Regions from separate parts of the Mus musculus genome. Here region 1 is linked to region 2. Evidence: chromatin loops called from intact Hi-C (ENCODE). Cell type or tissue: heart. All regions are shown on one strand. Each heading gives the region's core, and the rest is flanking DNA. Links, peaks and the distances in the headings are about the cores only.

Region 1 (16,580 bases), core at 5,156-10,155, 200 kb after region 2:
GGCTCATCAGTTCCTCCTGTTAGTTTACAGAGCTAGTTTTAATATGGTGACTGTGGACCAGGAGGAAAGGCAGCAGTATGCCAGGAGTTACATAGTGGCTCCCATCCCTGCAGCTCCTATGTGAAGTTAGACAATCCAGGACCTCTAGATTAGAGCCACGGAGGCCCTCTTCTGAAGGGAAAACCAGCATGCTTCTAGAAGTAATTTGTGTTTTAAATATAAGTAGTCTATCCTAACATTCATTTGACATTGTAAAGGAGTAGCCCAGTACAATCTGCAACAGAGCAGCTTATCTTTTTCTCCCATGGATAAAAATCATACAGATTCTTTCTCCAAACCCAGTGATTCTCAACCTTCTTAATGTTGGGACCCTTGAACACAGTTCTTCATGTTGTGGTGACCCTCGAGCAGAAAATTATATTCGTTGCTACTACTGTCATTTTGATGCTGTTACGAATTGTAATGTAAATATTGGATTTGCAGGGTGTTGGATAGGTGACCACTGTGAAAGGTCATTCAGGTCCCAAAGGGGTCGTGTTGAGAACCACTGACCCAAACAGTTCCTACTTCTGACTTCCTAGTTCCTTGCCCCTTTCAACAACAGTAATGATACCAGCAAATGGCCGTTAACCACTCCATAGGAGCAGGCGCCATACTGAGCTTAGCATTGATCCTCAGGACAATCCTGCTAATGTCCCCTATTTTGGATAGGACGGATTTGTATCCCAGAAAAGAAGAATGACCTTCTCAGGGTCACTTGTAAGCAGAACTGCACTCTCTTTCCAGAGCCCACAGGCTGGGAATATAATAAACACTGACAAGAGCCCACACTTGCCTTTCTACTACTCACAAAGTGCTATCTCAAAGCATACCTGTACATTAAAACTTCACAGCAGCTCTGAATGATACGTACCATTATCCACACAGTTAAGTAAACTAAGGCCTATACATTTACATAGTCCCCTCAGAGCTTGGCGAACTATTCCATCAGGACAAGGTTTCCCCTCCACTCTTTCTATCCCCATCCCAAACCCATTTCTCCCTCGACATTATTTATCCTCTTTTTCTCTTTGCTACTCTGTCTCATACTTTGAAACTTTTATTATATATTTTTAACTATGTATGTATGTATGTATGTATGTATGTATGTATGTATGTATGAATGTATGTATGTATGTGGGGGCAGGCAGGTCTGTGCCTGTGAGGAGAGACGCTGCCAAAGCAGACCAGAAAAGGAACCTTGCAACTAGGGATACAAACACCTGTGAGCTACTCAACAGAGGTGTTGGGAACTAATCCCCAGTTCCCTGTAAGCAGTAAGGGCTCTTAACCACTGGGCAGTGTCTCAGCCATTGATTCACTCACTAACCCCCCTCAGCCTCCCTTCCCCCCCATCCCCTACCACTTTCTTATGCTTTGAAATATAGTATCATGCAATTATTTTATCTGTAACACAAGAGGCAACTAAGTGATTAAGTTTAAATTATGTATATTTTCTGAGACAGGACCTTTTCTACATAGCTCTAGTAGTCCTGAAACTCGCTTTGTAGATTCAGGATGTTCCAGAAATCCACCTGACTCTCCCTCCAGAGTGCTGGGATTAAAGGCTTGCACCACCAGACCTGGCCTTAAATTAAAATTTAAGACTAGATTAGAGAATATGGCATATAATTCCTAGGCCTGAAACCTGAAACTGATCTCAGTATATGAAAAAAAAGAATCATTTTCACTGAGTGAAATGGTATTGTCACTTGGGGAGGTCACCAGGAGTCAGATATATTTAGTAGCCTGAGCACATGGTCACACACAGCAACTTTCAGTTCTACAGACTTTGAAACATTCTCAAGTATCCTTCCGCAGATGGGTCCTTTTGTCTTCCGTGGGGCGCTTCAGTTGCCCACATCTGCAAGACGTTGTTTGGAACGATACTTTGTCTCACTTCCAGTGGAATCATCAGATGTTCTCCCCGGCCCCTCACCCCCCAAGCTGGTAATATCAGTGTTTGTAGGATTTATTTTTAGACACCTCATTACCTCTTGGTAATTGAGCTAGTTAGTTTCATGGTGTACATGTTTACTTCTTACTAACCTCTGTGGGGTTAATTTGTCGCCATTAATAGCTACTTTTTTTTTCTATTCTGTGTGGATTACACCAGGGGTTTCTAATAAGACCAGACACTGCCAACGACATTGTAGTATAATCTTGTGGGCATTGTATCTAATGTAGATTAGATATGGGACCTTTTGATGAATGTTATTAGTTTAAGAAATAGTTTTTTAATTTATATTTTGCCAAATTTCCTAGCAAATCTTAAGGGTGTGCATTTTTCAGTAGTTTCTTCTCCTTCTTGTTTTTTCCTTTTTTTTTTTTTTCTGTAAAAATTCCTTTGGAAAAGTAGTTCTTTCTTTTCAAAAGGATTTTGTCATGAATACTATTACTAAGAGTATCTTTTACAATAGAAATTTCAAATGATTTCTTGGTAAATGTGAACACATAAATCCAGATAAAATTCAATTTCCACAGTTCCTATTTGGCAGTTTACTTGTGGAGTATATTCGTTATGTGGGTAGTGCCCTCCACGAAGAAGCACTGACAGGTCACAGTTCCCCTAAATGAATATATTTAACTTAATAATGACTCAAATAGACATTTTAAAAATAAAAATGAACTAAACCACTGAAGTAACTTTAAAAACATTACATTTTCATGTGTTTTTATTATTACCTTAAGCAATAGGCATTAAGATTTAACTGGAAACAACTATAAAAGACTCGAAATTCTCCTACATTATTCTAAGTGTTGTCTTCAGTTTTCTAACAACAGCTACCACAAGTCAGGCACAACAGCTCTGTCCTTCAGAAGCATCTCTGTGCTATGTCTCAAAACTCCCTCTGAGGTAGCCTTTCCTGTTTTACTTTTCCAGAAGAGGGACCCAAGGCTTGTTTGACGTGACTAAGAGGGCCTCAGTAGGAATCACTGGGGCCAAGTGTGAAATCAAACTCTGTTTCTCTCAAAAGTCTGCTTTTGGCTCACTCCTAAATTTTTGATCAAGTAGTTTCTAAAGACGGGGTGATATTTGATTTTTGGAGAACAGAAAATCCTTCTTCATCAGTTACAGCCATTCTTTCTTATCTGTGGGGAAATGGGGAGACTGGTTGAGGGACCCTAAAGAGTCTGAGATCTACCTATGCCAAGTTGCTTAGAGAAATCACTGGAGTGATTACAGGGTTTATATTATCCCGTGTTCTTTAAATATCTCCAGGTTATCTGCAATACTTCATGTGTTGCAAAGGCTATGGGAACAGTTGCTACAGTGAGCTCTGTAGAGAATAAAAGGTATGTGTTGATCACGGACAGATTTTTCTCTGTTTTTGCTTTAGACTCCGTTTTCTGCTCTGTGCTTGGCTGAATTCTCGAATATGAACCACCTATGAAAGCTGAACTCTAACTGTAACCCCTTCATTCCTGCCAGTAAAGACTCAAGCCTTCACACAGAGAGAGCACCATGACATTGTCTCTCTTGCCCTTACCTTTCTTAGTTATACCCAAAGGGGGGGGTGGATGTTGGTAAAAACTGTAGAGACAGGGATAGGATCGAATTAGGTAACTGCATCTTGATGAGTCCCGTCCCCTAAACATCACCAAACCATGTAATGGGGAGATGTCTATATTACTACAAATAGAGGAGAACCCATCCGCATGATTACATGCACTCTGAAATAGCATTTCTGCTTATCTAAAATAGCCAATCAGCTTTCAAATCACAAATCAGGACAAATTCCGTTTATATTAAGCATATAAGGAAACTTATATGCTTAATTCTCTGGGATGTTAAGAACAAACCATGAGGTATGCCTATGTCATATTCTTTCTGAAAATACTGATCTGATTTGTGATTAAATGTAAACTGAAAAGTCATTGAGCAGTATAATTGAAATTGCTCCAGGTAGACTTCTAGAGATACTATGTCACAGACCTTCGTGGTAAGGTCCCTTGAGCTACCTGTTGCTTCTTTCATACTGGTGGTCTGAGTATTGAACGTTAAAACCTGTCACTGTTTCTGAGTACAAGTAACAACAGAGACTGGCTGTCTACACAGTAACACATGGGACATGCAATGACATCTTCAAGAGAAACAATGTTAAGCATCTATTTAAGATTAAACATGGATGTTATTACCACCATCTGCAAAGCCCGTTGCAGTGATAATGGGTATAGCCACCATAATTAGTCCACAGCTGCTCCACACATACTTCATCAAGAATTGTTCTATCATGATGTACCATAAACGTTTGGATAAAATCAGGTTCATCTGGTAAGCTAAAGCCTTGTAACATTTCTGCAGCTGCTTCATTTCTACCTAAAAAGGGGGAAAAAAAGGATAAGAATAAATCCAGCATGAGCTATGGAAATAAACAGTGGCATCGCGTAAGATTCTCTTCCATGTTGTAGATATATTATTTTGCTGTTTTTAGTATAGCCATTGTTGATACATTTCTACAACTAATACATGTAACTAGACACCAGAATTAGTCATAATTTAGTATTACTTATGAAAACATGTTATCTGGTACATGTAATATTGTTTGAAATACACATGAGTGAGACAGGAGCCTAGCTCAGTGTCAGAACGCTACCCATTGCTAGCATAATAAGGCATTGGGTATACTTCTCAACAGTTAGAGAGAAAGAAAGAGAGGGAGGGAGAAAGAGGGAGAGAAAGGGAGGGAGGGAAAAACTTATACTTTTAAAATTTTAAAATTTAAGATGTTAAAATTAAATAATATTTTATGACGATACAAGTAAGCCTTGTTAAACCCATATCACTCTTGAGAACACCAAAAATAACCAAAACCAAACACAACGTGTATAATTATACTGTTTTGAACTGGCTTAGTTTCCCAGATTTTGTCTTTTGAATGAAGAATCTACTAATTTACACTGAGCTCAATGTTTCAAACAAACAAACAAAAAAAATAAATAAATAAATCAGGACACGGCACACATAGCAAATACCAAGTAGGAATAGAGGTCCTAAATTAGTTTAGATTTTTTTTCCTTCGGATTGCTTCTGTGATTGAGAAAGAAACAATGATAATTCTTGATGCTTTAAAGGGAACGCCATTCTGCTTGGAAATTAAAATATATTTAAAAATACTCCTCTCTATCTTGCCAAACCATTGGTATTGTATTTCAGATGTCCTCACCCCCAATTTATACCATACTCAACATTGTGAAGCCACTATAAGACACTACGATTTTACATAACTGGGCTAATTATTCGACTGTTGAAGATCGGTACCATTTAAAAATAGCACCGCGGTGCTCCTTCCTACTCCTGTCCTCGCTAATCTTAGTTTTTACTCCTCTCCTAGGCAAAATTTAATTATCTCTGTCAAAATTATGTCCTCAGCCAAAGTTAAAAGTAAAGGCCATTTCGTGAGACACTCCTCTACATTTCCTCATCTGCACACCACTCTCATTGATCAGTCTTGCAAAAGTGTCTGAACTGTTTTTTTCTTTGAAAGCAGTTCTCGCCCCCTCCCCATCCCCCAACACAAAAGAACGACAAAGGATACTCCAACATCTCCCTCTCAATCCAAAGAAGTTTACTCTCAGTTCCTAAAAGTGCATGGACTTCACAATGTGCAGAACCCTTCACCAAGTTAGTACTTAAGTTTTAAGAAAAAGCCTTTGAGCTCATTCATTACAGTCACACTAGAGTAACAGAGGCTATGAAGACCGCTTACTTAAAAAAGAATAGACATTTTATTCTCATGAAACTTCAGAGAAGTTTGGACTCTTTCATTCTCTCCTGGCTGGCGATTTAAAGGGCTCATGTATTTTAGCATGATTTAGCTACGGGGACGGCGGGTGGGGGTGGAGCGGGGGGCACGGGGACTGTAAAATGCTCAGAAAGTGGGTCTGTCAACAAGACAACAGATGGTATCTGGCAGTGCAGTGGCTGCCTGAACAGTCTCACATTTCACCCGTTGCTTTAATGCCTGTCTTACCTTATGTCCTCTGTAGAAGGCAATTTCTTCTACATTGGCTATGATTCGGGAGTGGACATACCGCAGGTAGCCTTTCCTGTGGGCTTCTTCAGCCACCAGCGAACCAAATTTGGGCGAGCAAGCTTTCAGTACTTTAGCAGTGGCATACACGACAAGTCCTGCTAACAGGGTGGGCCCTATAGGGCTTGCTCCTCTGGATGTAGCTGTCCGGATGAGAGTATAGGAGGTTAGAATGACATCTAAAATAGGTTTGGTAAGGTTGGAATACAGGTGAGCCACAGATTGCGAGAACATCATAATGTCTTCGGTAAGAGACTGGTCAGGGTTTGCCAGCCTCCCATCCATATTTATCACCTTATAATAAGTCTGATTTGCGAAATAGGTCTCATAGGCATGGTCTACTAAGCGAGTTCTAAAGGCCAATGCCAGTTTGCATTCCAGGTACCTGATAGCACTGTTGACAAAGGTAGCAGGGATAGCAATCATAAGCCACTTGATTAATTTGATGATGAAAGTCCGAGGCTTCTTTTCCACGATGCTTTTCACGATTTTCCCATCCAGACCAGCCACATAAATAGAGAGAAATGTTCTTGAGATTAGAGCCACCGAGTGGAGGCAGAGCCACCCCGTTTCAGTGGTCACAAGTTTTGGAAAGAGGATTTTCCGAAGTTCTAGTAGCTGTTTGAAAAAAGCTGCATTTAGTCCCGGCGCAGGTTTTTTACAGATGATCTCCGTGCAATGCAGTATTTCTCTGTTCTCTGCAGGCGAGTAAGCTTCTGCTTTTGCCTTCCTGTGGCCAGGCTGCTTTAAACGCTTGCCAATGATGGGATAGAGGGTTTTCAGAGCATATGCCGCAGCCACCAGGCAGGCAGCCCTTTTAGCAGCACCGGATCTGGTCCATTTCACCCGATAGGCTGCTGCATTTAGCATGTGTATCATTTTTCCAGCTACACAAATGGGTTTCTTTGAAAAGAATTCGTTTTAAAAGCTCATGCTCCGCGGAAAGCCCAGCAAAGGTTTCAGAAGACCCCACAGCCTCCCATGCTCTGCAGCTTGTCTCCTTTACTCTTATTTTGTTCTTCAGTGACGGATGCAGCAAAGCACAAACTCCACCGCATCCTCCGGGGGCGAGTCCCTCAGCAGCCAGAGCTGGCCAGGCTCCACCCACAGGCGTCTCATTGGCTGCGTGGGCGGTGAGACCCTGGACTCCTGGCCTCTTCCCTTTGAACCTTAAAAACGAAGAGAGAGCCAAAACAAATCCTATACTTAAACAGGAGTTCAGAGAGTTAAATATCTATTTCTGGAGAGGTCGAATGAGGTCAGCTGCTGGAGAACAAACCTTCCCTTAGAGCTACTGAGCATGCTCAGCGGCACTTAGAAACCCTCAGAAGTTTCAGAATATACATCCCGTCTCTAAGATTTCTACAAAGGGGAAGGCAGAGGGAAGGAAGGATTGCAGCAGCTTTAATGAGCCCAGAGAGAAAGAAACAGCGAGAGGAGGGAGGAGCCTCAAGAGGATTAACGGAACCGGCCCAGGGAAAGGAGTCAGACAAGAGAGTGATAACAGCGAGAGGCATAAGACAAAATAGCAAACATGTATCCTTGAGAATGTTTTGTTCAGAAGATGTTGTCCCCCCCCCCCCTCACTCCCGCCCTTCGCCCTTGTTTCGACTCTCCCCAGATATTCACAGAAACTATTAGATTGGCTGCTATTGTAAATAAGCTGGAGGCGAGCTTGGGTATTACAGAAAACAGTCACTCAGAGCTACACCCAGAGTTCTTCCCCAAGATCCCTTGGTACTAACTTGTCCTGATAATAAAGTTCTTTCTGCTCCACGATTATGTTTAGCAATGTTATCTGACACATTAATATTTGCTTACGAAGTGACTTAAAAATCTCCCTTGTGTTTTGTTTGTTTGTTTGTTTGTTTTTGTTTGGAGGTAATTTAAGAATTTTATCAGCTGGGAAATCGAACTGGGATCCTATGATGGAAAACAATTTTTAGGAAGCATTTCTTCAAGACTTTTTTTTTTTTTCTTCATGTTTTTCTTTAGGCTCAGAGATAATCTGCTGGCTTCTTCCTATGAACATTTTTGCTGTTTGACAACAATCAAGAAAGTTTAAAAATTATTCACATTCCCAGTGGAAGGCATAAGGATCAATAGTCAAGCAAAACTTTGTATAATTTTTAATAAATTGAAGGTCTTTTTTTGAAGGCAAGGCAAAGGTGATTTTGCATGATAGAGCCTTTCTCTGCTCCTCTCTTCTGTCTTTCCAACGACTGGCTTATCCTGAAGGTGTGCATTTAAGCCAGAGCCCAGCACAGTTAGGTAGAACGGCTTATTTTAACCTGCTAGTGTTATTTGACCCTTAAGCTAAGCATCATTTTATACTTGGGCCTTATTATGCACAGACTCTCCCTTTTGATCCTCCATAGTAGTTCCAGGGCAGGAGTGCACTTTGACACCCCCACATCTGTCCTGATTTAAAGAAGTGAAAGATAGCTACATGGTGATTGTCACATCACAACGGGTCACTTGTGTGTTCGTTACTAGTCCTCTCTGTGCTTCAGCTTTGCCTTCTATCTGTAAAATGGAAACGATGCTATTCTGGGAAGTGGGTGTAGACATTAAATAAAATAGTCAGTTGTTTAAAAAAAAACATTGTATATAGAAGTCTGCAAACCTCCCTGCTAGAATATGTGCCCCAATGTCTTGTGATCGTTATTGTTCATTAGACATGAGTCAAAGAATTGCCTTTACCAAGAATGATTTTTAAAAAACAGTATTCTTTTGAGCTCTTTGGCATACATATATTAAATCTAAGAATTGTTTGTTATCCAGAGGTCTTTTATTTGCATCCAACTTAACAGATGTACCAACATACAAATGACACATATCTTTGGTATTTGGTCATATTAGCACACTCAAGCAATGCTGATAAGACTCCCTGGGCTGCCAATTAATACATCTACAGCAGCGCATCTCTTGCATCTAGGGTCCAGGAAACATCAGGGTAGAGTGGTGGGAAGACTGGAAGAGCCAGAGGACCAGAAAATCTGCTGTGAAAGTATGTCTCCTAGAAATAGCAGGGGAGCTTCACCTAGGATCCTTTTAACTGCATAGCTGCTTAAACAGGACCAGGACCAACACAACACCAGAAGACATGGAAATATGGAAGTGGAACTCTTTTTTTTAATTGGATATTTTATTTATCTACATTTCAAATGTTATCCCCTTTCCCAATTTCCCCCCAGAATCTCCCTATCCCATCCCTTCTCTAACTGTTTCTATGAGGGTGTGTCTCCACCCACCCACTCCCGCCTCAAATTCCCCTACACTGGGAACTCCAGCTAACACAGGACCAAGGGCCTCTTCTCCCATTGATGCCCACCAAGGCAGTCCTCTGCTACATATGTGGCTGGAGCCATGGGTCCCTCATGTGTACTCCTTGATTGGTGGTTTAGTCCCTGGTTGATTTTGTTGTTCTTCCTATGGAGTTGCAAACCCCTTCATCTCCTTCAGTCCTTTCTCTAACTCCTCCATTGGGGACCCAGTGGTCAGTTTAATGGTTGGCTGTGAGCATCCACCTTTGTATATGTCAGGCTCTGGCAGAGCCTCTCAGGAAACAGTTATATCAGGATCCTGTCAGCAAGCACTTGTTGGTATCCACAATAGTGTCTGCGTTTGGTGACTGTATATGGGATGGGTCCCCAGGTGGGGCAATCTCTGGATGGCCTTTTGTTCAGTCTCTGTTTCACACTTTGTCTCCATATTTGCTCCTGTGAGTTTTTTGTTACCTCTTCTAAGCAGGACCAAAGCACCCATACTTTGGTCTTCCTTTTTCTTGAGCTTCATGTGGTTTTTGAATTGTATCTTGGGCTAATAATCACTTATCAGTGAGTGCATACCATGTGTGTTCTTTTGTGATTGGGTTACCTCACTCAGGATGATATTTTCTAGTCCCATCCTTTTGCCTAAGAATTTCATAAATTCATTGTTTTTAATAGCTGATTAGTACTCCATTGTGTAATTGTACCACATTTTCTGTATCTATTCCTCTTTTGAAGGACATCTGGGTTCTTTCCAGCTTCTGGCTATTATAACATAGTGGAGCATGTGTCCGGAAGTGGAACTCTTAAGCAGATCCTTGGCCTAGACAAAAAACTGCAGGCAACTAAGGAGAGCTAAGAAAGGGAGAAATAGACTTCCACAGAGATGAATGAGCCCCTAACTGGTCATCCCATACTAAGTGCTCAACCGTGAAATCATATAAATACAAGCAACATTAAATGGGCACAATAGGTTTTATTTATATAATTATGAAAGTACATGTATGTGTGTGTGTGTGTGTAACAATAACAATTAAAGAAAAAGAGGCCATGAATTTAAGAAGCAGTTGCAGGATATAGGAGGAGTTGGAGGGAGGAAACATTTGCTGGGGATGTAATTATATTTTAACTTTAAAAATTAAAAATAATAAAGGACTTTCTGGGCTGTAATATGGTTTTGTGTTTAAAGTGCTTGCCCACGGTGCTTGAAGCATTGAGGTTTTCATTTCTCAACACCGGGCAAGGGATTGATTTTTCTAAGCCCAAATGTGGAGACTGTGGAGTCATAATAATTATTGACAAAATATTTTATTCCTTGGATCATGCTATTGGTGCATGAAAATAAGACTCTTTTACACACATACAACTAAATCATTTCTGTCACATCTTCTGGTAGCTAAACATAGAAGGGTTAAGTGCATCTGGAAAGGACAGAGGACAGGATATACCTCACTAAGGTTAATGGCAGGATATTCATGCAGGCTGAATGACTGACTAGGTTAGACAGCAGCTGGCTGCTGGAGGAAATACCATTCATCACTGAAAAACAAGAAGCAGCCATATCAGAGAAAGGCTGGTGAGCAGGAAATCTAGGTCAAAAGGACATTAAAGATGTAAGCTCATGTAGATTCATGTATTTGAAAGCTTGGTCACCAGGGAGTGGCACTGTTAAAAGATGTGGCCTTGTTGGAGGAAATGTGTCACCAGGGATGAGCTTTGAGGTTTCAAATGCTCAAGCCAGGTCTCCCTGCATCCTGCAGATCCAGATGTAGAACTCCCAGCTACCTCTTGAGCACAATGTCTACCTGTTTGCTACCATGCTCCCTGTCATGATGATAATGGACTAAACCACTGAACTGTAAGCTAGCACCAATTAAATGTTTTCTTTTATAAGTGTTTCCATGGTCATGATGTCTTTTCATAGAAATAGAAACCCTAAAACAGTAGGCCAGATAATGAATGTATTGGAGCATAATGTTGCAGAAACAACTTTTGAATTCCAGAGGTAAGAGACTTGTGAAAAGAATTAAATAAGAAAGTAATCAAGACAAAAAAAAATTGACATGGGATTTGTGGTACAAGGAAGGCTGAAGGTCAGATATTAGAGTTATGGAAAGGGTCAGCGTGTGATTTGATTTGAGAGTCAGTCAGTTTAGCACAGACCCAACTATAATAATCTAAACCCCACCTTTATCCTCCACACTGCATGTACCAACTGGGGGAGGGTGGGTCCTAAGATTTGAAACTAGGCTTCTGATAGGGATAGAAGGATTCAGTTTGAGAGGAAAGAAGGCAGAAAATGTGCCACAACACATCCAGGTCAACAATGGGTCGCATTTAAGAACTGAAAATTTCCCTCTTGCCTATTGACTTTGTAAGCATAAGTGTCATAGAATGTAGCATCACTCATGCATTTGAATTATTCATGTCATAAAGAGACTTACTGTGCTCCTGGACATAATATAACAAAATACCATATGCTAGGTTATAATAATAATGCTACTGGTCCATATAGATACTATACTATACTTTTAATTGTTGTTGTACAGGATACACCTGATTATCAAATGGCTTTTTAAAGGAACACTCCAGTTCTATACTTCTCATGCTAACTGTATCTCTTTGTATCAAGAGAACATACAGAATAATGTATACATTCCTACTAGTTTTGTGGTACTCCACTTCATGTTTGGCCAATGATAATGCCGCCTAGAATTGATGCTCAAAGTGTATTTGTTTTGTTAAACAATGCATGGTTACATATTCTTTTAAAGTAAGACATTAAGACTGTTATGGGGTTTCTTTTAATTTTTTATTGAAAGAAAAAAATAAAGTCAATATTAGTTTGAATTTCAAACTAGGAAAGGAAAAAAAAGGAGTGAAAAAAATCACTTGTTATTGTAGTAAGCATTATAAAATTTCCACTCAAGCTTCTGCACTTAATGTAATTTCATATGGAAAATATTAACTTTTTTCCCAAGGGGATTAATAATCTGAGAAAACTAGTCTGACATTAATGTTTCAAATTTACTAATGCAGAAGGCTGGAAAGATGGATAAGCAGCTAAGAGCATTCACTGTTCTTGCAGAGGACCTGGGATCCTAGCACCCTCATGGTGACCCACAGCTGTTTAGAACTCCAGTTCCAGGGTCTTACATGCCCTCTTATGGCCTCTAAGGATATTAGGCATGAAAACGGCACACACACACATTCAAGCAAAACATCCATGCACATAAATCTCTCAAACACTGGACCACCAAACAGGCAGCACACACCAGCTGATATGAGTCCCCAACACACACACAGTAGAGGGCTTCCAGGTCTGTGCTCATTCAGAGATGAAGCACGTAACCCTCAAGAGACTGGAGGCCCCAGGGAGTTTAGAGGTCAGGTAGGGTGGCGGGTGGGGGCATCCACGTGGAGATGGGGTGGGGTGGGGAGGAGGTGTGGGATGTGGAGCAGTTGGATGGTGGATGGGGAAGGGTGGGGAATGGAATATGGAATGTAAAAAATGAATTACAAATAAAATTGAATTTAAAAAATTTATTTACATACTTTTCTAAATGCAATAATTAAACCACTTTGCTCTAAAAAGTGCTATAGTTTCAAGGATCACCAATATCAAGAGCAGAGCTGGAAATCATACATATTTATATAAAAATATGTTTCATAATATATAAAACAAACATCTTTGTAATGAAGAGAACCAAAAATATATAAATATATGATGCATTTTGTTTATGTTTTCATTATAAATCAGCAATCTTTAGAAGTCAAAGATAAATTAATTAAATTTTAAGAAATTTGAGTGGGTCTTTTTTTTCTTTTCAAGAAATGCTAAATAATATTTTCTTTGTACAATACTGTTTTCTTGAACAGTCCTACAAACCTAAAAGATTACCTAATTGATATACAAGCTCTTAAATAGTGGTGTTTAAACTACATGTATCTGTTATGAGACTTACTGATTGAAAGCATAAACAACAACTAAGATAACATTTTAGGTCAATATTTTAACTGTGCCCATGTTTCTACAGAGCTATCATTTGTTGTGAAGGGAAATTCAGCAATAGCTTGTCTAAGTGTGTGTCTTTTTTTTTTTTTTAAAGATTTACTTATTATTATATGTAAGTACACAATAGCTGTCTTCAGACACACCAGAAGAGGGCATCAGATCTCATTACAGACGGTTGTGAGCCACCATGTGGTTGTAGGATTTGAACTTGGCATCTTCGGAAGAACAGTCAGTCCGCTTAACTGCTGAGCCATCTTCCCAGCCCCAAGTGTGTGTCTTAATGTTAATCTCTAACCTGATTCACATTCTTATCGCACCTCTATGACTAGGAACAAAAGAGGGACTCTAGTTAGGGAGAAGAGATAATTTATGTAGGCTCTCTGTCCTTCACCCTTCTCAGAAGCCAAACTAATTTGTTTATTTCCAGGCAAATGAAAAAAAAATGAAAAAAAAAAAGAGAGAAAAGAAAAAGATAATGTATTAGCTAAGTTTTCCCCTTTCAGTTACCCAACAAAGTTTTTGAATATAAGTTGGAGATTCAGACCTATTGTACCTGCTTTGTCTTTATGGTTAATTAAGAAAAAATATCAATAGTCACTCAGTGATTTTTCTGAAATGTTGAATTCACCTGTTATGATTCCATTACAGATAAAATGTGGTAGGGGTTGTTGTCGTTATAAAATTAGGATTAATGTTTTTAAATAAGATGTATTTATTTTAGTTACTAGTTCTTCAAAACTTAGATAAATATTACATTTTGACAATTTTTTTTTCTGGAAGAAATCATGGCAATTTGAAAACTTACTTTATTTGGAAAAAGGAACTTCATGTTTTTTGTTGGTGGTGGTGGTGGTTTTTTTGGTTTTGTTTTTGTTTTTGAGACAGGGTTTCTCCATGTATCCCTGGGCAGGACTCTAAGTCAGACATCTGCCTGCCTCTGCCTCCCGAGTGCTGAAGTTAAAGGCGAGCCCTGCCACTGTTTGATTAAAACTTGCTCTTAAGCTGGCGGTGACAAACATAATTTGTAAGAGAAATGTTTCATGAAGACAAAACAACACAGAACCATTTTTTTTTTTTTTTTTTTTCGTCTTCTTCTTCTTGCTTTAGGATTTTGTGTGTTCAGAAAGAAAATTTAATGTCAGGAACTTTTCACAGCTCATCAAAGCTCTGTCAAGCTCTTCAAGGGATTCACAAAAAACGTATACAGCGGTTTGTCTGGTGTGATGATTCTTCTCAACAATACTTTCTAAACATTAAAACTGCACTGCAGACTCGAGTCAAGAAGAATTCCGATATGTGGTTGGCAATGTTGTCACCTTCGTTCCAAGTCCAGCCCGTGAACTAATAGCCCAACACAGAACCGGAAAGAGAGCAAGGCAGCCATGGGGGCCTAACCGGAAGTGCACCAAGGGAGGCCGGGTGTTGTACCGGAAGGCACTCTCACTCCCGCGGTGCCTGCCGGGAGAGGCGCGGGCTGCCTGCCGTCCCTCTGCGTGACCTTCAGTGTGCGAGCTGCGAGCTGTGAGCTGTGAGGGCCCCGCGTGGGAGCGTCTGGAGAGATGAACTGGGTCGGGGGCTCTCGGTAAGGTGTGCGCTCGGGTTGGGATCCATCCGGCGTGGTCCTGGAGTGCCGCCATCATTCCAGGCCCGAGGCAAGGCCACAGCCTTCCCTGGTAAATGCCAAGATGGAAACTCAGCACTGTCCAGGGTCCTAAACCAACTCTGATTTCCACTCTCCACGGGGTTCTCTGAGGCCTCACAGTGGGCGTGGTGGGGTTGCTGCTGCTTTCCCTCCATTTCAGGCATCCTCATCTAGTGAGAACCCCTGGGCATGGGGTACAATCTATGTAGGAATTTCAAAACAGCTCTAGTCCCAGTTGGTATATATATATATATATATATATATATATATGTATGTATGTATGTATGTATGTATGTATATATATATGCACATATATATGTATATATATACACCATATTTTCAAATTATAATTTAAAAAAGAAATATTATTATTAGTTTTGCTTGACTTTAGAGACGATTTAGCCCAGTGTGGCCTGGAACTAAAGAAAACCCCTTCTAAAGAGCTGGGTTTACAGGCGTGTACAACCATACCCAGCTCATAGCTTGTTTTATTTAAAAGGACAAATACAATGAAAACTTACCTTGAATAAAAATGATATATAATATGTTCAGTATTCAGGATTAATCACATAAAAATTCATTATAAACTTACAATTTATTTTTATATAACAGTTCATTGTAGTTTATCTTACATGTGCCCCAGTGGAAATAATTTAAAGCAAATTTAACTTGATAAAGTATGTTTATCAGGATTAATTTGTTGATATATATGTGAATATATATGATATATGTGTATATATGACATATTTGATATATATCACAAATAGATTCCAGGATATCAGGATACTAATATAAATCACTAAGGAATTTTATAGGAGAAAGATGGCTAGTAATTTTAACAGGAACACCTCTGTTGAATATGTTAGCATTGTATTTCAGAAATGTACATGTTTTTAAATGGGTGTGGGGACTCCTGCCTGTAATTTCCCATAGAGTGGCTATAGTGAGAGTATTTCCACCAGTTTCAGGCCAAAAATACCATCTCAAAAAGCAAAACGAACCCTTGAGATGACTCACCATGCAAAGATGTTTGTCATCCAAGCCCTGGAACCCATATACTAAAAGGTGATAACTGAGCAAGGAAAGGGTGTTCTCCAATCTTCACGCACAGGATGTGTGTTTGTGACAAAATTTTTCCTGGGGAGACAGAACACAACACCGATGTCTACTTACCCCAGATAGAGGGCCCATGACAGACCTAAATACAGATAATACCAAAGTTCAACTTGGTAAACCAACAAAATGTATTGACGTTTCTTACAAGAATATGGGTAAGGGGTTACTTACAGGAGCAGAAATAGCTCAAAGAGAGCTGTACCACCAAAGCCTACCCAGGCATAGGTGACAGCTTACAAAACAGGAAACCTGTTGCACACCCTGCAGGCTGCTACACAGGTGGGGAGTGTCCTTTCCAAGTGACTTAGTCTAATTTTCTTCCAGTCAGCTTGCCTGCTCTGTTTTACTTGCCTTGTTTACTCTGGGAGGGAGGGGCCCTTGTGAGTTTGGTTAGTTTCAGGGGTTTCCTGGGGCTGTTTCAGTTGTTTGCCTTCTTGCTTGAGGAGCATCCCTGCTGAGTG
Region 2 (16,580 bases), core at 6,991-11,990:
CACATGGCTGAACTGGGGGGTTCTACCCCTTGAGGAATAACAAAGCATCAGAGAGGACCATGGAAACTAAAAATCTTCCAGCTGTATTTAATGTCCCTGTCCTGCGTCACCTTCCTATAACTCCCCAGTCTTTTCTTCTGCAGCTTTCTCCACATCCATAGACTATAGATAGACTTTTTTATCATACTAAATTATGACACTTCAATTTCCTGCATATGTCTAGTTACAATGCTCTACTGGACTGTGGCCTCTTTATGCTATGCCTGTCTCAGTGGTTATGAGCACTGACTGCTCCTCCAGAGGTCATGGGTTCAATTCCCAGCAACCACAGAGTGGCCCACAGCCATCTGTAAGAGGGTGGTTGTGGCACCCTCTTCTGATGCTCTGAAGACAGCAACAGTGTACTCATATGAATAATAAATTTTTAAAAAATCTTTTAAAAATATCCATTAGTTTAGATTGTAAAAGTTGACTACATGGAAAAATCCAAAGCCAGTATGGTTGACTTAAAAAAAAAAAAAGCAGGAAGGAATAGAAAGTTCAAAAGGTTAAAGCTGATTCAGAGACTTGGATCTGTTTCCAGGTGATGGGAAAAGATCCACGGGCATGAAAAGGTTAAGGATGAAATCACCAGCATCGGGTAGGCCTGCCTGTCCTATACTTTGGGTTTGGTGATGTCCAATAAAGATCTAGCAATAACAGTAAGAGAAGAAATGGAAAGGGAACATGGGAAAGGAGACAGGGAAAATTAGCTTTGGAATATGATGCCGTGGGAAAGCCAAGTATCTGGTCCTCTAAAGTTAATACAACCACAGGTCCCAAATAGCAATACTGATAGCTCCTGAATATTCAGCCCAGCACACAGGAATATTCTGAACATTACAAAATCTGATATGCATTACATGTTATAGAAAACTATACCTGAGGTCTTCAATTTCTTTGATATAACTATGAATCATATTACTGATCTCTTCGTTCCCTTCACCTGCAAGATAAAATAGGAAATGGACATTTTATTTTAAAACAAAGACTCCAGCATTGGAAGTATAGCTCACTGGCTTAGCACTTGCCTGGCCCTGTGTGAGGCCCTAGTTTGGAAAGTTAGTATCCAAATAAAAACACAATTCCTACAACAAATTTCCTACCTTGAATTACATGAACCCAGATCGTGAAGAAAAATATTGCAAAGGGCACATGTTTTGTTTATGTAGGAATTTATTGATTTTTAAAATTAGGTATTTAACTTAAAATTATAAGTTTTATATATATATATATATATATATATATATATATATATATATATATATATATATATATATCTCAAAGCTCAACATTTCAATTCCAACTATTTAGAGTAAATAATCAACACAAAGGGTGTGTCATATCCTTCAGAAGTTAATCTCCCACTGACCCCACCCTAAACACGTACCTGCTCGGGCAAGAACTTGGTTGGCCTGCTCACTGACAAGCTGCGTGATTCTGGCCCTCAGTGCATCAACGGTCTCCTGCATGGCTTTTATTCTTACACGCAGATTATTATTTTCCGTCTGCAGCATAGCATTCTCATGAAACATGTCATTGATGCTTTCCACGCCTTCCTCGTCAATTATTCTTTTACCCTTGAAAAGAACCACACACACACACACACCCCCATTGGTTAATACAGGCCTTAAGTACACAAGAGTTTTCTTTAAGGACAACCCCAAGATCACACAGTTCTAGAACCAGCAGCCTTTTTATCCTCCCAGGCCCAAGGCAAAAAAACCCATTTCCTTGGCCTTCAATCTTTCACGGTGCATTAGCCAGGAGAATTATAGATTGAGTAAGGAGCCTTTTGAAGAATTCTAGACAGTCTGACCTCCCGAAGACTACCTCCAAAGCAAATACATGCAGCCACTCCAACAAGTCAAGACTGCGTTCACGACCCAGGCCTTCAGTCAGTCAGAGAACGCAGTCGCTGCTTTTAGCTTACGGTTTTGTATTCCATGAGCTCCATCTGAAGGCGCGTGATCTCGCTCCGCAGCGCGTTGATTTGCTGACTGGCTCTGTCTTGATTGACCATCACCTTGTTCTTGATATTTCTCGCTCGATTGGCGTACTTCAGAGTGTTTAACGTCTCCATGAAATCCCTGTCTGAAGGGCTGACGCATGCTATCATGATGGTTTGGCTGAAAGTTACAAATAGCGGTTCGTTGTACAAATGAAAGCCAGTTCTGAAATGCACATTTTTCAAGTTCCTACCATTTACATAGCATCTTCCTTCGAAGATCATAAAAGACTGATGTTACTAACTTACCAATAAAGTCAACATTAAAAGCCTTCATGATTTAAGACCATCTTAACAGAAGGATTTTGTTAACTTAGGTAAGATAGGAGAGAAAGAATATATATTATGTTGATTCATAATACCTTGAGAATGTATGAGCACATACATTTTTTATATTTTTAATTAGATATGTTCTTTATTTACAGTTCAAATGTTATCCCCTTTCCTAGTTTTCTCTTCGAAAATCCCCTATCCCCTCCCACCTCCCCGCTGCTCCCCAACCCACCCACTCCCGCTTCCTGGCCCTGACATTCATACTGGGCCATAGAACCTTCACAAAACCAATTGATCAACAAAATCAACCTTCCCATTGATGACCGATTAGGACACCCTCTGCTCCATATACAACTAGAGACACGAGTCCCACCATGTGTTTTCTTTGGTTGGTCGTTTAGTCCCAGAGAGCTCTGGGGGTACTGGTTAGTTCATATTGTTGTTCCTCCTATAGGGTTGCAAACTCCTTCAGCTCCTTGGGTACTTTCTCTAGCTCCTTCATTGGGGTCCCTGGGCTCGGTCAAATGGATGACTGTGAGCATCCACTTCTATATTTGCAAGGCACTGGCATAGCCACAGTGGAGACAGCTACATCAGGCTCCTTTCAGCAAGCACTTGCTGGCATCTGCAATAGTGTCTGGGTTTGGTGGTGAGCGCATACATTTATCTCTGGATACTATGTAAACTTTTTTTTAATTATTAGATATTTTCTTTATTTACATTTCAAATGCTATCCCGAAAGTTCCCTATACCCTGTAAACTTAAAAAAAAAAAAGATTTATTCATTTTATTCATCTGAGTACACTCAGACACACCAGAAGTGGGCATCAGATCCCTTTACAAATGGTTGTGAGCCACCGTGTGGTTGCTGGGAATTGAACTCAGGACCTCTGGAAGAGCAGTCACTGCTCTTAACCGCTGAGCCATCTCTCCAGCCCCCTATGTAAACTTTTTGAGGAAGGGCACACAATAATTCTATTATCACTTTAACAATAAATATGGCATGTTGAAAATAAACTTTTTTGACTATTTAAGGCTTTATTTTTTTGAAAAAAAATTTCATTCAAGTATGAGGGCTGGAAAGACGGCTTCACGGCTAAGAATACTGGCTGCTCTGGCAGAGGGCCAAGATTCAATTCCTAGCACCCACATATCAGCTCACAATCCTCTGTCACTCTTATCCCAAGGGATCCAATACCATCTTCTGGCCCTCCAGGGGCACTGCAACCAAATGGCAATCAGGCATACATGCAGGCACCCCACACATACACATAGAAAATAAATTTAAATTTTTTAAAATTGTTTTTAAAAATTCTTCCTTTCCACTGACATTTTGGCTCGATTCAGCTATGACTCTCATTCAAAATGCAATCAGATTCAAACAAAAGAAGCATATAGTATCTGCCGACTTTTCACAGTAGTAAACCATCATTTGTGGTTGGCTACTCAGTTTGTTATTTGACTTCTGACCAGACTACACAGGAAAAGAACGGAAATACGAGACATGTTAAACTGACTCATCAAAATAGAATAGTCAAATGCTTATATACCCCAGCTATTATGTCTGTCAACGAACCACATGAAGGTTGTCCTGGACACTTGCAATCCAATTTGACATGATATAAGAAGAGTCTAGTGCTGGCACTCTTTCTCTAACTCCTGATCAACCACTAAGTGGACAGCACTCCTTGCCACAGGCTCCGACTGCCATAGCGTTCTGCCTCATGACACAATGCTGCGCCAACGTAGGCCGATACCTTTGCAATGGTTCAAGCTTCTGTCTTCCGTAGAAGCCTTGCAGCTTACGGTATCCTCATGAAATGCAACTATTTATAGGGAAGCACGCCGGAAACCCGAGGCCAGACAATGTGAGTGTATTGATTTGTGTTTTAATGCCACTGTTTCTTGGCATTGATGTCACTGCCAGTTTAAATGGAAATGGCTCAGTCAGTAATGTGCTTCCCACACAAGAATAAGGGACTAAATTTAGACACCCCAGCAGCCACTTCAACGGACTTGCAATCTCGGCACTAAAGTGGTAAGCAATTGAGCAAAATGCTCACATCCATCTCTGGATGCACCCAAACTCAGGAAAACATGAACATAATTAACATATCAAACCTTCATTTAAAGACCCAGTTCACCCACCCTGGTAGGAAGGTAAGGGCAATTGACCCTAATCAGTAATTGCCTTAACGGTTTCCCTCCCCCGGGAATCTCAGCTGTGTCCTACTGAGCCTTCTTCGAAGGATGTTCCCAGTTGTTGAGGAAGCCGAAGCTGATGCAGGATAGCAAGTACAAAGCAACCTGAGCCGCCATGAGACCTTATCTCAAAAATACAGCAAATAAAAAGGTCGTGTTCTAGAGCGTCTCTCCTTTTACTCTCTCTCTGTCTCTCTCTCTTTTCGAGTCAGGGTCTCACTGTATGTCCCTGGATGACCTGGAACTCAGCTTTGTAGCTGGCCTCGAACTTACAGAGATCCACTCTTGTCTGCCTCCAGAGTGTGAGGATTAACGGGATGCGCTACCACAGAAGGCTCTCCTATGAGCTCTTACTCATTCCTTCCTGTCTCTGCTCGTACTACCTTTGAGCATTCTGTCAGCGAACACTCCGCTCGGCTGGACCTTTCCTCTGCTCCCTGCACCATTAGAATGCTTCCCTCTTATCCAGTACACGATTGCTGTTATTCCCTTCATACAAACATTTTCCATACTTCAGACACTAAAGGCCTGAATGGGAAGGCCTATAAGTTTAATTCTTCAAGGTACTTCCAAATATGTAGCACGGTATTTTGATGCACCTTAGTTCTCAAAAACGCTGTTGTATTATATAAATAGATGCATAAGTATGTATGATGTACACATGCTTTGGAGAGATCATTAAATTAAGACAATTTGTGCCTCTCTAGCTATGATCTGATAATGAAAATATAGTAGGCAATTGAAAGTAAGGACCGATGGGATGCTGACTAGAGGACGCCTAGTGTATAAGTGTGGTCTGCATGCAGCACCGCTCTGCAAAGCACTTACTACACTCCGATGTTACAAACGGTAAGGACCGAGATTTGAGCGTGAGCGTGTGTAGCACCTGAACCTCCTGTCACCAATGAACTCATCTCACTGACAACAGTAAAGACCAGCACAAATCCATGCGGTGAGTCATGCATAGGGCAAACGGAGGACAGTTACGGATGGTAGTGGTCAACTAGGAACTGGAAGGCAGGAAGGCTTGCATTTCACAAATATTTTGAAAAGCACTAAGACCGGGAACTAATTAAGTAGGAACTATGAAAAGTCGGGAAGGAGAGGAGCTGGCTAGCATTGAGCAAGGAAGGGAAAAATACCCTATATTAAACAAAACTCAAAGGTATATGTCTCAAGAACTAGTTTGCTCTAAGCAAACATCAAAAAATGTTTACTTTTATAATTCTATTTTTAAAGAAGATACCGTTAACTTAGAAGAAACTATTGGTAATATGGTGATCTGTTTCTCTCAGGTGTGCAGTATAGCATACCATAACAATACATGTGGAATACATATTATACTTTAGAAATATAATTGGTTTTACTTATGCTTTATGTTTTTCACCATTTCCACATTTTGGGCATGAATTTTTAAGCTGTAATATACAGTATAATTATATGTCTAATTATATATAATTAAAATATATAAAAGCTGGTTTATTGAAAATTGTAACTCTAAATTATATAAATATGTGATACTTAAACCTTAGCCTATTTTTTGTTTATGTGTGATTGGTACCCGCTACAAAAAGAGACGTGGAGCTCTTTTACGTCACAAAATTTAAATAAAGTACAATGTTTTTGAACTAGGTGCTCAATCCTGAAAGCTTAGGCAGAAATCGATGTGCGGTAAGGTTAGAATCAGAAAGGGTCGTCTCCTCTAAGGGCGACTCGTCATTAGAAAACAGGTAAGGAGCCACTGGAGGATCCTCAACAAGCAGGCAAGCACCAGCCACAGTGAGAACAGCCCAGCACGCTTGCAGAACAAACAACCTCTCAAGGGGGTAAAATATTCAAACTATATAAATGTGTAAGGGGCAGACATGCATCTGATCTGCCTCGTTTCACAGTTCAAGTTATAGAATTGTACCTTTAAAGGAACACAGGGCTGAGGGCTGAGTGTGGTGGGGCACACCTTTAACCCCAGCCCTTGGGAGGCGGGGGCAAGTAGATCTCTGTGAGCTCAAGGTCAGCCTTGGTCTAACATAGGAAGTCTCAGGGCAGCCAGGGCTATACAGAAAGACCCTGTCTCAAAAGCAAAAAAGGAAAACAAAAGAAAGAAAGAAAGAAAGAAAGAAAGAGAGAGAGGGAGGGAGGGAGGGAGGGAGGGAGGGAGGGAGGGAGGGAAGGAAGGAAGGAAGGAAGGAAGGAAGGAAGGAAGGAAGGAAGGAAGGGGGAGGGGGAGGGGGAGGGGGAGGGGGAGGGGGAGGGGGAGGGAAGGGAAGGGAAGGGAAGGGAAGGGAAGGGAAGGGAAGGGAAGGGAAGGAAGGAAATTAGAAAATGTTCATTGGGCTCAAAAACAATTTTTACTTTGTTATGAAACTAGATTGATCCTGAAAAACATACGGAAAATACTAAAAACAGGTTTTAAAATATGCAACAAAGGAAGCCATATTGCATTCAAACATGCAATACATCTAAAGAGAAAGAAGACCATGCCAAGATTACATAAAAGGAAGAGATATTTTAAAACGCTGCTGGATTACACAGATCTTTTTCTAAGGCAAACTGATTTTAAACCTAAATTCAAAATTATTCAAAAGTCTTTTTTAAAAAATTGCAGTCCAAAAAGAGACGTAATTCCCAGATTGTTCATTGTGTGGCCTCTACTCAATAAACATGACTTTTAGACCACTAAAAGCATAATCAAGGAAATGTGCGGAGCGTGTTTAACTTGTTGAAATAGGCTATGAATGAATTCAAATGCCAAAAACCCAAAAGTTTCCATTTACACAGTCAATGGAGGAGAAAGAAGGGACTGTGTAGCAGAAGGAAATGTTTAGCCATGAAGTCCTCCAGTGCAAAGGGTTAGAGGGTAAGAGAGCACAGAATCCAACAGCTCGTCAGCAAACGCCCTGCATTTTATCCAACTGACATTTTCTGACAACTTTTCCAGCATAACAAAACAAGTTCCGACCTTAGACTTTGTGAGAAACTGTCAATAATATTTAAACGACTTTGTGGTAATTTAGAAGGTTTCATTTATTACCAACAAAATTCTTGTGGCCTCTCCTGTATGCAAATGAGAAGCTACACTACTGTAGAACAAGCATGTATTGCTGATTTCCTTTAAAACTTATACGGTGTTCAATAAATCACCAAACTTTCCCAACTTTAACTCGTCAATAAAATAGTAATATCAGCACTACCCAAAGAATATTATAAGTACTACCAGAATTATTATGTATAAAATGATTTACACATTTTAGGTATCTGTCACTTTTTTGCCCTATTCATTTGCTTTAAAATAAAAGCAGTTCTTATAAATCATCTTACAGATAACACCTTAAAAATTGTATGCAATCTAAACCTAGAACACGGATGAACACATACCTGTTACCCCCAAGGGAATCCTGCAAGAGTCTTGTCAGCTTAGAGTCTCTGTAAGGGACATGGGTGGCTCTCTTGCTCTTGTCCCCCAAGGCGCTGATTACATTCCCAAGAGCCAACTGACAGAGAAAAGGAGAGAGGGGAAAATCATATGCTTATTAACTAGAGCGCTTTTAACTAATAAGGACAGCCTGTAGGAAACAAGATAAAAATTAAGAACCCCGTGTTTGGATTTAATTCACATTTGTATTTCCAAATACAAGTAAGCTCAGTAACACATGTGTTACTCATAGCCCTTAGAGTCCAGAGATTTTCCCTTAAAACAGAAATGTTTAAAGACTGACTAAGTCTGACCATGCCTGGAGCTCAGGTTACATCTTCAGGGAACTACTCATTCGTATTATGAGTTTTTCTCAATTTAAATCAAACGTTTAGCAAGTCCCCAGCTCCTTGAAAGTTTCCTGCTATAATACAAATGGTCTATGTGGCTAATACTTCTCATAGCCACAAGGAAAATATTAGTGTCATTTCCCTGAGCAAGGATTCACTACACAAGTAATACTTTAGAAATATATATATATATATATATATATATATATATATATATATATATATGACATGATATGTGTTCAATATCCAACGTTATAAAAGGTAAATCATTAATATCTCTATAGCTATACTTTCCTGCCGTGAACGGGCTGGACTCCACGAGGAACGCATTCCCCACACTAATCATATCAGCTTTCAGTCACGAGACAACCAGAAACACGGACTGTCAGGGCCAAGTCACCATCCAGCAAGTGGCATGAGTCATACTGTATCTCGGCCTCTTTTTCCAGAATCTACGGAATTCAGTACTGGCCACACCAAAGTTCAACAGCCTCGACGGGAAATTGAGCAATGGATTTTGTCCCTTTCGGGACACGTGTCCTAATCCATCCGAGACAACATTCAAAGTGTAGGGCTCAGGCCTGACTACGAGGGAGCCTGTCCATGAGGGCCTTGATATTGGGAGATTAGGGTCTCTCTAATAAGCTTCACTGGACAGTTCCTAACAGAAATGTAATCATACTGGGATCAATGGGCACTGGTTAAAAACAAACAAACAAAACCCCTAAAGTTTGGAGGTCCCACTGCAGGACAAGAAGGGTCCAAGTAGAAGCATATGACCAGGTGTCACCATTACAGGAATTTAGCAGTGCTGTTCCTTACACGGGAACAGATGTCTAATACTATAATGAGGAGAGCAAGAAGGAAAGGCATGCAAAAGAGTGTTCTAAAATATTTTCTTGCACATAATGAAACCTTCTGCTAACTCAACCACAAGGCGTTTGCCTATCAAAATACCACTAGGTGGCAGAGCATTAAAGTTAATTCCTAATACAAACTATTTTGTAAAAAAAAAAAAAAAATGGATAAATCTCTGGACTCTGGACAAAATTCCAACAAAATAGATCAGACTCTGAGATACAAAGACATAATAAAAATAAACTGTTAAAAAGCTTTCCAATGATCCACACAGTCAATAAAACCAGTGTCACAAAATGTCAACCAAGGTGACCTTTGTGTCTTGTCCAAGGAAATACTTAACTTTAAGGGCTTGCTTTGAATGTATGTTTTCAAGTGTGGAAAGAAGTTTAAAAACATTGTTCCCATCTGTCAGCTTTTGCACATACTAGAAAGGTTGAGCGAGCCAAACTAAGACATAAGAAAGCCCGCGACGTGGGGGTGGGATAACAGACAGTGTGGTCAGAAGGTCAATGTATTACTGTTGCTTTAGCCTTCAAGACAGTGAGGATTTCCATGAGATATATTGTGAATACAGTAGAGAAAAGGAAGCTGGCCCTGATAATGTATGTCTATAACTCCAGGATGGCAAAGTCTGAGGCAGGAGAATCATTGTGAGGCGAGCCTGCACTACTTAATGATCACCAAACCAACCAAGCTAAACAGAGAGGGACAGCAGAGAGGGCACGTGTCTCTTGTGGTCTTACAAGCCCGCAGTTGATGGAAATGCCCTCTTTTGCTCTCTCGCCTGTAGCTCCGGTTCTCTTCAGTCTTTCCGATCCCGCCAGATCAACAAAGTGAAACTTCGCCGTCAGCGTCTCAAACTCATTCATTGGCGACGATTCGGAGATCAGCTTATTATCAGTTGCGTTCTCCTGGGATGGCGGAAGATAATCGAAGATTCCTCATTAATGTGACATCAAACACCCTGTAACCTTGTCCACATCTGCCCCCTTGCACAGCTGGAGAAACAGTGGCATAGCCATGCAAGCATAAATGAAAACATCAGAGAAAAAGTTTGGACAGCAATCTCCAGCTGTACTGAACTAAGGCTCTGCTGATGAAGGAAAATAGACAAAACAGCCCTAACCACAAAGAGCCTAGAGGATGACCCCTCCACTTGGTCATAACAAACAGATATTCAGTATTTTTGTTTGTTTTCCAAAGTCTTACACAATTGGTCAGCTTCCTTTAAATAAATAACAACAACAACAACAAAAGGAAACTAAGAGGAAGAAAAAAAATCAAATAAAATCAAATAAAACTGGATCAAACGCCTCTCCAGAGGTGCATAGGATGTACTGATCTAAAGGCAAAATGTTTAAGAAACAAGAAAAATGAACTCACAGCATCTGTTTGGGGACACACTCTGGTTTGACACACGTGAATGGTAAAGATGGCGTGTGAACGAGAGCTCTGTACGTTCATCTGGGTGCTGGCCGTGGTGCGCGAGAGAGCGCCCAGCTTCAGACACTGCATCATCTGCAACGGGGAAGAGAAGCTTCACTTGACACACAGGCACCAGCCAACCTTCTGGCTGAGCTGCCGGCTAAAACCCACTGTGCTGACGGACATAAAGGAAGATCTCTCATCCTATCTTTTTGTTATAGGCCCATCTCAGCTGAACTTCTCAGTACAATGGTGCACTCTCCTTTTTTTTTTTTTTTTTTTTGACTAGGAGAAAACACTAAGTCCCATTGTCCGTCCTATGCTGACATTTACAGCTTCCACTCCAAACTGTTACAGTAGAAGGCTTTGGGACGACGGACTCCACAGTAATCCGAATCAGTTAGGCGTCCCTGTTTGAGTTTTTTCTTCTCATTTTTTTTAAGATTATTATTTTTTTCTTAAATGCGTCCCTATAAAAGCCAAGACACAATCCTAAACCTCACGAGCAAAGAACGAATGGATTACAACCTCGTACTTCAGCACAGTTTAGCCCTCTGTAGCTCTGGCATGTGAGCTGTACACACACTGCACCCAACTTCAGACATCATCTGCCAAGGATGACGGCCTCTCTCGGTGTTGTTATGGTAAAGAATTAGCAAGACACAAACGTTATGCTAAGGAGTTAGCAACAGTATTCCATTAAATTCATTTTGGCATCAATTCATATGTCAGTGTGTGTGCACACGCGTCAGACATAGTACATGCATAGGATCAGACAGCAACATTTGGAAGTTTGGGGATTGGTTTTCCTTCCATCATGTGGGCACCAGGTTCCTGACACATCTTGCTAGGACTCTCATACTTTTATCATGATGTTCTTTTAGGGGGGGAAAAAGCACAAAGAAGGCACCTGACACATCTTGCTAGGACTCTCATACTTTTATAATGATGTTCTTTTAGGGGGGGAAAAAGCACAAAGAAGGCAGACAAGATTTTTAACTCCGTTGTACTGAACGAAAGCCATTTTACGTATTTATCTTGAGTTCTATCAGTAATGACAATTTTGAAAGCCCCTACGCTCTGTTTTAACAACACAGTCACCTCCGGTTCTGTATTCACAGTGCGTGTTGTGACGCCCACAGTATAAATTCCTCCAGTTGAATCTTCATGAATTCTTATATTTGATTTTTTATTTTTTGCATCAATATCCCGAGTGGTATCAAACAAGTCAAGGACCTCTTCATTATAGAGCTGTGGAAAAGACACATTAAATGGTTAATTCTGTCGAAGTGGTTCTGTGAGCCTCTGACATGCTTCAGGGTATCTTCAATACACTCGACAGCCCTCAAAATGACAGCTATTTCTTCATATAGCTATGAATTAGTATATGATCACACATTTATGAGTACTGAAGGGAATGTCAGATTTAGCTATAAAAATAAAGAGGAAATGACGTAATCGTAACAAACAACCCAGGCACAAAAGCTAAGATGACCTATGACCACTCCGCAAGACAGAAGCAAAGACAAATAGGCAAGCTTGAGCCAGTACGGCTCAGATGCAGGCAAAGCCAAAGGTTAGGGCAGAGATACTTTCTATTTGGGGGAGAAGGTTGGGGTTGGGGTATTGGGTGTGAGGTCTCATTAGAAGTAGCCCTGGCTGCCTGGGACTTTCTGTAGATCAGGCTGTCCTAGGAGGGTGGGGTGTGTCACTGAGTATCCCGAGCAGGCTGCCCTTGAACTCACAGAGGCCCTACCTCAGCATTTCAGATGCTGAGATTAAAGAAAAAGCTCGGAGATGTTAAGAATTTTCAACGTTTTACAATTTCACCCTAAAACTGTATTTCTTTTTCCTTTTATACTTATCCTGTTCGGTGCGTTTAAAGACTTTACTAATTCTTTTCTCATTCATTAATGTAAAAAAAAAGATAAGTTCTATTGCGACACTTCACATATGTATACAATGTAGTTCAGGCAAATATTCACCTGCTTTCTCCTTCCCCTCCCCCCTCCCCTCTCCCTCACTTCTATTTCAAAGCCTTCCCTTCCTTTTTATTTATTTATTTTTTTGCTTTGTTTTGTTGTTGTTTTTGTTGTTGTTTGTTTAACAAATACAAAAGGAACTCTGTTATTCTATCTTTGTGGGTCTGGCTTATTCCACACAACATGATGATTTCCAGTCCCGTCCATCTTCTTGCAATCTGCATAATTCCATTCTTAAGGCTGAATAGTGCTCTACGCTGTACACAGGCCCATGCATGTGTGTGTGCATTTCACATCTTCTTTATGCATTTGTCTGTCGATGGGCACCCAGGCTGATCCCATCACTTGGTAATTGTGAATATGCTGGTTGTGATTACAGCTGGCAAACAGGATGATAATTCTATCTCTGGTGGCTTACTTCTTCTATCTTTTACTACACACACACACACACACACACACACACACACACACACACACACACACGTATTTATTTATGCGTACGTATAGAGCATGCATGCCATGGCACGCACATGGAGAGCTGGTTCTCTTCTCTGGAATGGAACTCAGGACCTCAAGCTTGGCAGCAAGCATCCTTACCCACCGAGACATCCATTTTTTATCCTTCATTTCTTAAAGATCTTTATTGACATATGTAAAGTCAATGCAATTCAGAATTACAATGTGCCAGCCCATCTAACTATAGTATTACCCAAGAGCCTAGATTTCCTCCTCCTAACAGAGCGCCCTACCAGACTATGTACCATAAATTTATACTAACCCAATAATAATTGCACACTACAGAGACACCCTCAGCCTCTGAAGCCATTTCTCAACTTGCCCCCTCCCTTTTGATAATAATTTCTTAACTCCTAGCACTTTATAAGCCGACCCAAATTACCTACAATAGTTTATCACTTGTTAAGAAAAGGTTCAGAAATAAGCAATGTTAATTGTACTTTTAATCTACATGTCACGCATTTATAGTATAAATGTCAACATTATTTTGCGTCCAAAAGTAAGGCATATTTATTACCTATTAACTAATAATGCTAATTTCCTAAACCCACATTGACTGAGTGTTGTGTGCAAAGCACTATACAAAAGCCCAGCAGTATCCTATTAATAAGGATCTGCTGTAACGGGTAAAATTTAAAGGAAATTGACCATGAGTCTATTACCTCTAGGAACTGGGCATTCACTTTGAATTCAGGAGGGGGCAGCCCGTTTTTAATCGCTGAGGTCTTTTTCTCATCAATACTCTTGAACAGGTGTCTAACAGCACGAGAGATGATGCCCTGCTCTTCCTCCATGATGTTCACGTCAAATCCGGTTCCCATCGTGTAGGTTTTCCCAGCTCCGGTCTGAACAAAGGGACAAGAGAAGGACAGTTCATACTACCCAGGCCACAAGACAAGACAATGGAAACAGAACTGAATTCTAATTCGCATGCACACAATGAGGCATTTACTTGTCCATAGGCAAACACGGTGGCATTGTAGCCTTCAAAACAGCCTTCAATGAGCTTTTCGATGCACTGGGTGTAGATCTGCTCCTGCTGGGAGTCAATGTCAAACACATAATCAAAAGTAAAGGCCTTATCCTTCCCGAGGAAGACCTGAGGCTCTCCCGGTGTGACTGACGTGCAGATATGGCAACCTTCGATCTTCTCTTTGGCAAGCTGTGGTCTTATTCTGTGGAGGAGAACCAGAAAAGAGATGACAAATTGTTATACTCAGAAAAGAAAGATGAATCATCAGAAAAGGCTTTAAGGACTTTAAGTCCTTGGCCAAAAGTTTAAATCCATCGACTTGCACTGAATTAACTTCAGTATCACTTGCCTAATAACCCCAACGGGTTATTTAGTCCCCAAAATAATGAACAAGAACATAAAATTCCTCTTAAAATTAAATCTTTATTGGGGAGATAATTTTCATTAGCTGTAAGAAATAGACAGTCAGATAAACTCTCCACTCAGTTGTTGTTTTCCTCTTTATTTCCAATCATCACCATAAAAATGAAATATTACAGATAATATTTAAACCCCGGTATCCTGAAACCCCTGACTCACATTTTTCTAACTTGTCACCAGCGATTTCTGAACACATTTGACCGTGACTTACGGTATCTTCACATGTTTAAGCATATTTCCCCAATACACACACACACACACACACACACACACACACACATATGTAATCATTTGCTAATGACATGTATTCACATAACAACTTTACTGTTTGGTCATGTACTAAGACGCATCAGAAGCAAGAGTTTTCGAAAACAAATTAAAAATAAGATAGAAAGAGAAGTTCTAATATTTTCTCTCTAAAGCAAAAGCCAGTGAAATGGGTTGCCCTCCCTTCATGCAGAAGAGGATACAGCACGTACCCATCCCACCTGCCCAGAGGCCAAAACTTCCCTGTTCTGAATTCTGTATGTTCAACGCTTATTCTCAAAGAAAGAAAGTAAGTTTAGTGATACATTCATAACAGAACAAACTAGACTATAAATCCATCCTATATACTCTATAGACATGACATCCAGGGTATAAGCACCAGTGCTCACTGCGTATCTTAACAGATCCCTGCTGGCCCCGGAGAAACACAAGCAGTTTAACACAACAACCACACAGAATCCAAAAGAATGAAGACTGGAGAAAGTAATAAAATTTAAAGGCATTCCTGCTACATCCCTGTCTTGTGAGGTCAAAGGGCAAACTCAGGACCAATGAGGTAGAACAAGTCCATCTGTTTATTAAGAGTAATTCAACCATAAGTCCAGATATGATGGAAAGACAGAGGGACAGAAAAGATAACACTGAAGTGAGTACCAATCCCACTTACATATGCAATGATATGTCATTCCTTATGGCAGTTTTCTCCTTTGCTAGAGTTTCCAAGAACGGTTGCTTTAAAGGATGATACTAGCCACCAAGTAGTCTGTTAGGCACGGGGAAAGAGCAACGGGGTGCTCATCAAGAAGCCCGGGCTCCAGGTCTCTCACTATGGAACACCAATGTCCTCACTTGTGAAGGGAAACCATAATTCCCATAATTCTTTCAAGATTTAGCACTGCTTCAACTGCTGGACACTGTATTATTGGAAGACAAAGACGGATGGGGAGATGGCTCTGCAGTAAGAACACTGCTACTCTTGGAGAGGACTGGAGTCTGTCATAACTGCATATAACTATGGCTACAGGGAACCCAACATCCTCTTCTGACTTCTGTGAACATATGTACAAACATATACACACAGAGGATGGGGAAGGCATACATATACATAACTAAAAATTAAATAATTCCTTTATTTTCAAAAAAGAAAAGACAAAGAGATAATATATTAACAACTAAAAGGCTCCTTATAAGAGCTGTGTGGTGGGAGTGGGTGGGTGGAGGAGCACCCTTTCAGAGACAAAGGGGACAGGGGATTGGATGGGGGGTTATGGAGGGGAGACCGGGAAGGGGGATAACATTTAAAATGTAAATAAGTAAAATAACCAAAAGAAGGGCTTCTTATAAGCTATGATTAGAGACCATAAAATAGCCAGTGCACCTAAATTTAAAATGATTTATGCAAGTATTTATATAGATATGTATAGATCATAAAACTAAATGAAGGGTCATGAGGTGGAAGAAGAGATCTTAAGGAAGACAATAAGAAAGCAGTAGGTGAGAGCAACGGGGTGAAAACAAACTGCTTAAGAAGGAAGGGTGGTGGGAGAGGGCAGCTGGGGAAAAGAATGAATGAGAATATAAAGTCTAATAACACAATGTGTAACGACCAAGATGCTATGGCAAAGCCTACCTCTCCATGAGAATAAAAAGTCTAATGAAACACACAGTATAACGATGGCGATGCTATGGCAAAGCCTATCACTCTAGATGCTAACCTAAAAAAAAAAATGTTTTAAAGTAATACATTTGTACAATAGCCCATGGTAATAGCACTTCGACTCTCTTGTTCTGTGTGCTCTCAATAAGCAGTGTTTGCCAAAAATCCATATTCTCTCGTTTCCAAACCGTTCCC

The links. A loop is a pair of places that touch in the nucleus more often than their neighbours do. Peaks named below come from ENCODE experiments on the same cell type or tissue, not always from the same donor. Only the 100,000 strongest peaks of a DNase experiment are listed, where the experiment ranks them.
Region 1: it touches region 2 in a loop (2.7-fold over the local background); 3 of 42 quality-filtered maps call a loop at or near these places.

Annotation. Positions count from the first base shown.
Region 1 is chr15:91,184,656-91,201,235 of GRCm38, forward strand. It overlaps Abcd2 (ATP-binding cassette, sub-family D (ALD), member 2), which reads right to left and starts at 7,352. Exons shown (of 10, transcript NM_011994.3): 1 at 6,015-7,352; 2 at 4,180-4,360. The coding sequence starts at 6,953. CN725425 reads left to right here and starts at 14,791. Exons shown (of 13, transcript XM_030248865.1): 1 at 14,791-14,943. The coding sequence starts at 14,921. In heart, for the core only: a CTCF peak has its summit at 7,745; a DNase peak (open chromatin) is centred at 7,176; H3K4me3 peaks cover 2,784 bases; H3K27ac peaks cover 1,168 bases.
Region 2 is chr15:90,983,813-91,000,392 of GRCm38, forward strand. Kif21a (kinesin family member 21A) reads right to left here. Exons shown (of 37, transcript NM_001109040.2): 2 at 14,021-14,243; 3 at 13,731-13,913; 4 at 11,672-11,821; 5 at 10,529-10,663; 6 at 9,889-10,056; 7 at 7,898-8,013; 8 at 1,973-2,168; 9 at 1,430-1,619; 10 at 922-985. Among named protein-coding and RNA genes, the nearest start is that of Gm52216, 37 kb to the right of the region's middle. In heart, for the core only: a CTCF peak has its summit at 9,227 (motif pointing right); no DNase peak of the experiment used is centred there.